2 separate regions of the Homo sapiens genome follow, and region 2 is linked to region 1. The links are chromatin contacts, found by Hi-C or POLR2A ChIA-PET in ENCODE. All regions are on one chromosome and are shown on one strand. Each heading gives the region's core, a stretch centred on a gene start or an enhancer-like site at or near the end of the contact. The rest is flanking DNA. Distances are from core to core; before and after follow the strand shown.

Region 1 (3,879 bases), core at 457-2,956:
CTATGTTTTTCCTTCTCAGACATACACCGGGCAGCCAGGTAGGCCAGCTAGGAGTGGGGCTGACTCATCCATTAGGCCCATCATACTTTTAGCGGTCCACAAAATGTTTTTATTCTTTTAAAATTTAAATTTAATTTCATTAATTTTTTTTAATAGACAGGGTTTCGCTATGTTGCCTAGGCTGGACTCAAACTCCTGGGCTCAAGTGATCCTCCCACTTCAGCCTCCTGAGTAGCTGGGACTACAGGTGCTCTTTCTTCCTAAAAATATGTTTAGTAATGGATGATTGGATGCAGAAAAAAAAATATATGTTTAGGTTGAAGAAAACACTTTAGACTGGGAGCAGTGGCTCAGGCCTGTAATCCTAGCACTTTGGGAGGCAGAGGCAGGTGGTGACATGAAGTCAGGAGCTTGAGACCAGCCTGGCCAACATGGTGAAACCCCATCTCTACTAAAAATACAAAAATTAGTCGGGTGTGGTGGTGAGTGCCTGTAATCCCAGCTACTCAGGAGGCTGAGGCAGGAGAATCACTAGAACCTGGGAGGCAGAGGTTACAGTGAGCCAAGATTCACCACTGCACTCCAGCCTGGGCAACATAGGAAGACTGTCTCAAAAAAAAAAAAAAAAAAATATATATATATATATATAATTCATATATTCATCTTTATGCCAACCCAGTGGTAAGATAATAATTTTTTAAAAAATTTTTAATGGAGAAAGGGTCCTTTGAAAACAAAAGTGCCTAGGACCCAAGAAAGTCATTGTCTGTGTGTGTGTGTGTGTGTGTGTGTGTGTGTGTGTGTGTGTAGCAGGGAAGGGAGAGGGTGCTTTCTTCTTCCAACATTGACAGCTCATGCTAGACTCCTAGGCACCTGCCTGGCCACCACCCCCTTTAAATGCCGCCCCCTCTCCCGGGGTACACCTGGCCTCCCTGAATGGGCCCACCTGCCCCGAGGCCTGGCACGAAGAAGCCAAACAAAAGAACAAAGATTCCTCAACAATCCCAGGGTCAGAAGAATCTTCTGTACCAGGCTTGGAAAATGCACCTGCGGACTATGACATACTTGGGCAAAGGGCATTGTGGGGCCAGGGAGGAGTTCAGGAGCTGTGCAGGAAGAAGGAGGGAGGGCAATGCTATGTTGTAGAAAGGGTGAGCTCATTAAACTTTACAATCCCCCTGATACTGACCCCATTTTACAGACGAAGAAGCATGGGCTCAGAGAGGTTGAGGAGCTTGCCCAAGCTCACAGCTGGGATTCAAACTTAGGCGTCTTTGGTCCGACACCCATGCCCCAGCTCCCTCGTCACAGATCCCTGGGATACCTGACTCAGCCATTGTAGGGCCGCGGGCGGGGCATAATGGACAGCTTCTAAGCTGACCACCCAATCCTCCCCAGTGGCTGTTCTCCATTCCTGCTTCCCAGAAACCCATCCTTCCCGGGCTGATCCTACAAAGGATCTTCTATAATAGGATCTTGGGGCCTCAATTTCCCTTTTGTGCGTGTGCTGGGGCAGGGATCTTCCTCTAGGAATGAGGAAGAGAGAGAGACAAGAGAAAAGCATGGCCTTTCTGCCCCACTGTGCTAAGCCCCCAGCCAGGGTCCTCCCGGAAGCCCAACTCCTGCCGCGCGCGGCCTGGCGTGCAGGAATGGAGCTCGGTCCCTTTAAATCCCGCCGAGGAACGCCTGAGGGCCGGGCCGCGCCATTCCCGGATCCGCCGGCTGGGAATCGCGGGTCCCCGCGCGTCCTGCAGCACTTCCCGCGCCGCGCCCCCAGCCCAGTGCGCCGGCTCTGTGCCGGGGTGCCCGGGCGGTCGGGAGAATGAGCCGCATCTACCACGACGGCGCGCTCCGGAACAAGGCGGTGCAGAGCGTCCGGCTGCCAGGGGCCTGGGACCCCGCCGCCCACCAGGGGTAGGCCTGGGCTCACGGCCTCGGGTCGGCCTCCCCTGCCCCGGCTCGAACCCCGCAACAGGATCGGGTGGGGGGGTGGGATGCGGGTGGGGGAAAACTGGGGTTGCCAAAGCCGCCTCTCCGCCTTCAGTCCGCCCCTCCAGTCCGCCGCTCCCGGCGCCCCTGCCGCCGCGCCCGCCCAGCGACCCCATGACACAGATCGGCTTAAAGCTCCCCGCCTGTCCGCCTGCCCTCGAGAGAGGGTCCCGACCCCCAGACAGGTCTCCGAAGGCTGGGCTTCGCCTCACGCCGACCTCCGGCCCCACCCCACCCGCGTAACTATAAACTCCAGCTACTTGCCGCGCTGCTTTTGCACAGACTCATGCCCTGCCCCAGAAGGGACAGTGGCCGTGCTGTGGCGGGAACAGCGGGCGGGCTGGTCCAGAGCAGGGCCTGCCTGGGTGAGGAGGATTTGGAGGGCCAGGCCCTGTCGTCACAGGGTTATGAGGCCGAAGGGACCATTCCATTTACAACTGCGCTGAAGAATTGTGCTAAGTGAAATAAGCCAGATACAGAAAGACAAATACTGTGTGATCTCGTATATGGAACCTATAAAAGCGTTGAACCATAGAAACGGCAGAACAGACCAGGCGCTGTGGTTCACGCCTGTAATCCCAGCACTTTGGGAGGCCGAGGCGGGTGGATCACTTGAGGTTAGGAGTTTGAGACCAGCCTAATGGTGAAACCCTGTCTGTACTAAAAATACAAAAATTAGTCGGGCGTGGTGGCAGATACCTGTAATCCCAGCTATTTGGGAGGCTGAGGCATGAGAATCGCTTGAACCTGGGAGGTGGAGGTTGCAGTGAGCCGAGATTGTGCCACTGCACTCCATCCTGGGCGATGGAGCAAGACTGTGTCAAAAGAAAAGAAACAGTAGAACAGTGAACAGTGATTGCCAGGGGATAGTGGATGGGGATGGGGTAATGATCAAAGGTACAAACTTTCAGTTATAGAATAAACAATTTCTGGGGACCTAATGTACAGCATGGGGTCTGGTGGGTGTGTTCATTAATCTGTGGTAATCATTACATAGTGTGTACTTAAATCATCACGTTGTGCACCTTGAATATATACAGTCTTTTGTCAGTTAAATATTTAGAAAAATAATTGTGGGGGGTGGGGAAGAATTGGATAGAGACCAGCTAGGTAGAGTTTTCACTTCCCACTCCCATCCCTATTCCACTGTCATCTTCAGCTGTCCCCATGCTTCTCCATTTCTGTGGATGCAAAAAAGGAAGCCTCCACGTTCTGCTTTTATGAAAACCAGAGTCGAGAAGCCAGGGGTCCACTTCCCCTCAGTGAAGGACCGTGTGATCTTGGACTAGTCTCAGACTTCTGAGTTTTGGTTTCTTCACCTCTCAGTAATAACCATTTCCTCGGGTTAATGACCACCTGGATATGAATGAGAAAAGGAATATGAGAGTGTTTAAAAACAGGTGGAAAGGGAAAATAGTTTATTGCAGCTTAGATACCTACCCTCACATTTGGACCAATAAAAAAGTAAAATCTTTTGTATTTAGTAATCACTTAATAGCTTACAAAACACCTTCACACACATGATCTTGTGTCAACATCAGAGGAGCAGAGTGAGGCAGCTGTTTTCCTCCCCATTTTGTAGATAAGACTGAGGCTCTGGTTCCAGTAACTCCCAGTGGCCTTGTAGGAGGGGGCCATAGCTTGATCTTAGGGCAGCCTGACAAGGTTCCTCCTGGCATCTGGGCAATGCCCCAGCCTTTGGGACCCTTTGGAGATCCCTATGTCGGAAGCACGGGGAAAGGAGCTGCTCAGTACCCAGCCTTCTCAGGGCTGGGTAAATAGGAGACACGGGTGAGATTTGCTGAGGACTGACAAAACTGGCTATCCTTTCTTTCCCTTTCATCCCCAGGGGAAATGGTGTCCTGCTGGAGGGAGAACTGATCGATGTAT
Region 2 (3,879 bases), core at 532-3,031, 310 kb before region 1:
GGCAAGAGGACTTCACCTTGCAGCCAGTTGAGGGAGCTCTCGGTCTTGGTGGGGCGAAGGCTTTGGCTCCGCGAGATGGCCGGGTCATTCCCTTGGAAGCTGCTGACTGTTCCAGTGTAGAGCTCGCCATCTGCCAAGAAAACATTCCCATGGGAATGGGCTCCTCAGCACGGCCCCTTCTCCCTGCTCAGGGCCCAGAGTGACCCCAGCACTGCCCGTTTTGCCTGTGGTGGGCAGAGAAGGAAGCTGGAACTTGGAAAAACCAAACCCAAGGCAAGCCCCTGGCCATTCTGTCCCCTTGGAAATAAGCATGGCATGGACTCAGCCTGTCCAAAGCTAGCCCTCTAGCCCTGTGTGCCCCTACATGGAACCTCAATGAAGCCATCCTGCCCTCAACACTCACCAACCACCAGGGCAGTGGACTTGAAATTCGGGTCGAAGGGACAACGGCCCTTGCCATCTTCCAGGAGGACATTCCCCTTCTCGTCCCTTGCCAGGGTGAAGTTCTCCATGTTCTGCAGGAGGGTGGACACATGGGCTCAGGGGCACTCCAGGGAATGAGGAGCAGGCTTGGTGAGAAAGAGAGAGGCGTGCAGGAGAAGGCAACTCTGCAGGCAGGTGAGGTGTGTGGGACAGAAGGGGTCAGGTGTCAGGGACGCCGTCCTCCTCAGCCAGGACACGGTGCCGAAGGGTTTGAACCTGGACAGTCGGCCTCAGGAGAGGCCTCACCCAGACACAGTGCCACACTGCCTCACAGTGACCCGACGCGGGACACATTATCAGACCCACCTGGCGGAGGAGGTGAGGCTTAGAAAATGATGTGAGCCTGGCCGGGCGCGGTGGCTCACACCTGTAATCCCAGCACTCTGGGAGGCCGAGGCGGGTGGATCACGAGGTCAGGAGATCAAGACCATCCTGGCTAACACGGTGAAACCCCCCTCTCTACCGAAAAATAGAAAAAATTAGCCAGGCGTGGTGGCGGGCACCTGTAGTCCCAGCTACTCGGGAGGCTGAGGCAGGAGAATGGCGTGAACCCAGGAGGCAGAGCTTGCAGTGAGCCGAGATCGTGCCACTGCACTCCAGCCTGGGCGACAGAGCGAGACTCCATCTCAAAAAAAAAAAAAAAAAAGAAAAGAAAAAGAAAAAAGAAATAAAATGATGTGAGCCTGGAAGGGGCAGCAATGTGATTCAAACCCAGGTGTGTCTGACCCCAAAGCTGGGCTCCAACCCACAGCATCAAATGCCACCCTCTGCTAGGGGTGTGTGCTGAGGAGGGGGTGTACAAGATAAGACAAGAGAATCAAGCAAAGGAGAGGGAGAGATGCTGGAAGAAGCAGAAGAGGGCAGCAAGGCCTGGGTGGCACAGGATCTTCATGGGTAAGTGACCGCATGTGCCCCCGCCTCCCCGCACAGGGAGACATGGCTGTCAGGGCTGCGCTTTGTGCCAGGGTGTGGGACCTCAGGGCTCTTGGAGGCCAGTGGTACCTAGAAACCTCCCTCTGGGCCCTGCCTTTCCTCAGGGGTCTATGCTACAGAACAGGATCCCTGGGGCAGAAAGAGGGGCAGTTCCCAGGTCAGCCTCAGGGCTGAGGACAGGTCACTCACGATGTAGGTACACATGGGGCTGAAGGCTGCTGTGCCACAGGTGAACAGGTGACTGCCGCTGAGCGGCAGGAGGATCTTGATGTAGTTTTGACAGTCGCGCTGGGGGGAAGGAGCGAGGGGATATCAGTCCCACGCCCAAGCATGCCACCAGGGGGCACCGCCGAGCCCCCCCTTCCACACCCAGGCCCGGCCTCTGCTCCCAGGACTGGGGATGGGGCACTCAAGTCTAGGAACAAAGAACCCACGGGTTTTCTGGGGCACAGTGGAGCGTGCACAGAGTGTGTGTGCTGCAGGGAGCCCAGGGGCTCAGCTAGTTTTGTGACTGGCAAACTTTCCTTCGGCCTAGGGGTGAGGGCACAGAATCCTACCCCTTTGAGTTGTACTATTCCCCAGCAGCATCCTCTTCAGAAGCCACAGGCCCCTCCCAACCAAGCTGGGAGCTGATGAAGCCACAGCCCAGAGCAGGAGGACTGCTCAGCCCTGAACCCTGAACCCCAGATTCATGCATCACCTTCAAATGGGGTATCTAACTGGCACCTGCAACCAAGCTTCTTTCTGGTCCTCCCTAAAACACATGCTTCCCCCCGAGATCTTGCCACTTTCATTAATTCTGTCTTTTCAGTCGCTGAGGCCCCAAACCCAGTCAGCCTTGACTCTTCTTGTCGGTCATACCCCATAATTTCCCACCCAGAAATCCTGGTGGCTCCATCTTCAAAATGCATCCGGAATCTGAGCATTTCTCACTGGTCCGAGCCACCATCATCACTCGCCCCTCACTGCTCTCCCTCCTCCTGTCCTTCCCCATGGAGGCTTCTCTACCACAGTAGCCAGAGTGACCCTCTTAGTACACAGGTGAGACCATGTCACATCTCTGCTCAGCCTTCCCCTGGCCTCCCAAATACCTCCCTCAGAGTGAAATCAAAAGTCCTGCCCCTCCTCCAGATATGCCACTGTCAGCTCCTCACTCTCTCCTGATCTTGGCTCAAATGTCACTTTTTTAATGAAATGTTACCTGACCACCTCATTCCATCCCACGCCCCGCCAATAACATTTGTAAACTGACTACTTTTTCTTTTGAAACACAGTCTCATTCTGTCATCCAGGCTGGAGTGCAGTGGCGAGATCTCGGCTCACTGCAACCTCTGCCTCCCAGGTTCAAGCGATTCTCCTGCTTCAGCCTCCCAGGTAGCTGGGGCTACAGGCGCCTGCCACCATGCCTGGCTAATGTTTTTTGTATTTTTAGTAGAGACGGAGTTTCACTATGTTGGCCTGGCTGGTCTCGAACTCCTGAGACACTCAGGAGACCATGAGGTGGAGACCTTGTGATCCACCTGCCTCAGCCTCCCGAAGTGCTGGGATTACAGGCGTGAGCCACTGTGCCAAGCCTGCTTTTTCACAATTAAATCTCCAGTACCTAAAAGTACATGGACACAGAGTGCATGCTTCATCAATGTTAGCTGAATAACAGAATGGCAGCCAGGACTTGAACCTGTGTCTTGATCCCAAGTCCAGCACTCGTTTGCCCTCACCTTACCCAGCACCTGCTGCACTTAGGAGCAGGAGCAGGAGGCCTCTAGGGATGATGATGAGTCCTCCAGGAGAACCTGGGTTGAACCAGATTTCATCCTGTGCTTTGGCCAAAACCACACCAGAATCTGTCAGATGTGCTACATCAGGAACCATCTGCAGAGGGACACAACTCTCACCCCACCCAATCTCTGTTCACGCTGGAAGCTGACTTGTTAGGTCTTGTATCTATGAGCCAGGTGCCTTACACCTATTAGCTTCCTGAATCCTCACTGTAAGCCCAGTGAGACCGGATCATTATCCCCATTTTACAGGTGGGCCCACTAAGGCTTAGACAGGTGAATCTACTTGTCGAAGGTCGTAGCGATGTAAGTGTAGTGCTGGGATTCAAACCCAGGCCGGGTAATCTCAGAAGCTTATGCCCTTCCCACCATACCTGGCTGTATCTGCTCCCACCTCCCGCCTCTGGCCTGGATGGAAGTCCACCACCCTCCATCCCTCCTGCAGCTCAGCTCCCTTCCAGGTGTGGGCTCACCTGTGGGTCCTTGCCCTTGAAGCTGCACTGCTGTTTCTTCTCTGCGTCTGCACCCCAAAGCAGCTGGGGAATGAGAAAGGGGAAGGTAGTGGACAAAATGGAGGGTTTGCTGAGCCTCCCTCCTCTCCCATAGGCATCATCCTTGGACCCAGAAGGTCAAGCTTCCCGTCCATCTTCCCTCTGTGGTCCTCTGCCCAGCCTAGCCAGCTCCA

Evidence for each region. A loop is a pair of places that touch in the nucleus more often than their neighbours do. ChIA-PET counts read pairs that join two places held with the same protein, here RNA polymerase II (POLR2A). Pooled maps may share reads with other maps.
Region 2: a pooled map shows a loop between it and region 1 (2.4-fold over the local background). The contact joins the enhancer-like site here to the promoter of ARPIN in region 1. A Hi-C loop is called at or near these places in 3 of 168 maps with a recorded cell type or tissue (ovary, prostate gland and psoas muscle) and 12 of 50 pooled maps. POLR2A ChIA-PET finds 5 or more read pairs at or near these places in 5 of 52 experiments (BJ, HEK293T, PC-9 and 2 more).

What each region holds. Positions count from the first base shown.
Region 1 is chr15:89,910,779-89,914,657 of GRCh38, reverse strand. ARPIN (actin related protein 2/3 complex inhibitor) reads left to right here and starts at 1,706. Exons shown (of 6, transcript NM_182616.4): 1 at 1,706-1,914; 2 at 3,839-3,879. The coding sequence starts at 1,823. ARPIN-AP3S2 (ARPIN-AP3S2 readthrough) reads left to right here and starts at 1,706. Exons shown (of 10, transcript NM_001199058.2): 1 at 1,706-1,914; 2 at 3,839-3,879. The coding sequence starts at 1,823.
Region 2 is chr15:90,217,618-90,221,496 of GRCh38, reverse strand. It overlaps SEMA4B (semaphorin 4B), which reads right to left. Exons shown (of 14, transcript NM_198925.4): 3 at 3,668-3,730; 4 at 1,606-1,704; 5 at 404-515; 6 at 17-130. Among named protein-coding and RNA genes, the nearest start is that of CIB1, 14 kb to the left of the region's middle. RefSeq lists an enhancer at 1-134. Within about 2 kb of position 1,781, at least 5 of the 41 ENCODE cell types and tissues checked have a DNase peak (open chromatin) inside an H3K27ac peak, as active enhancers do.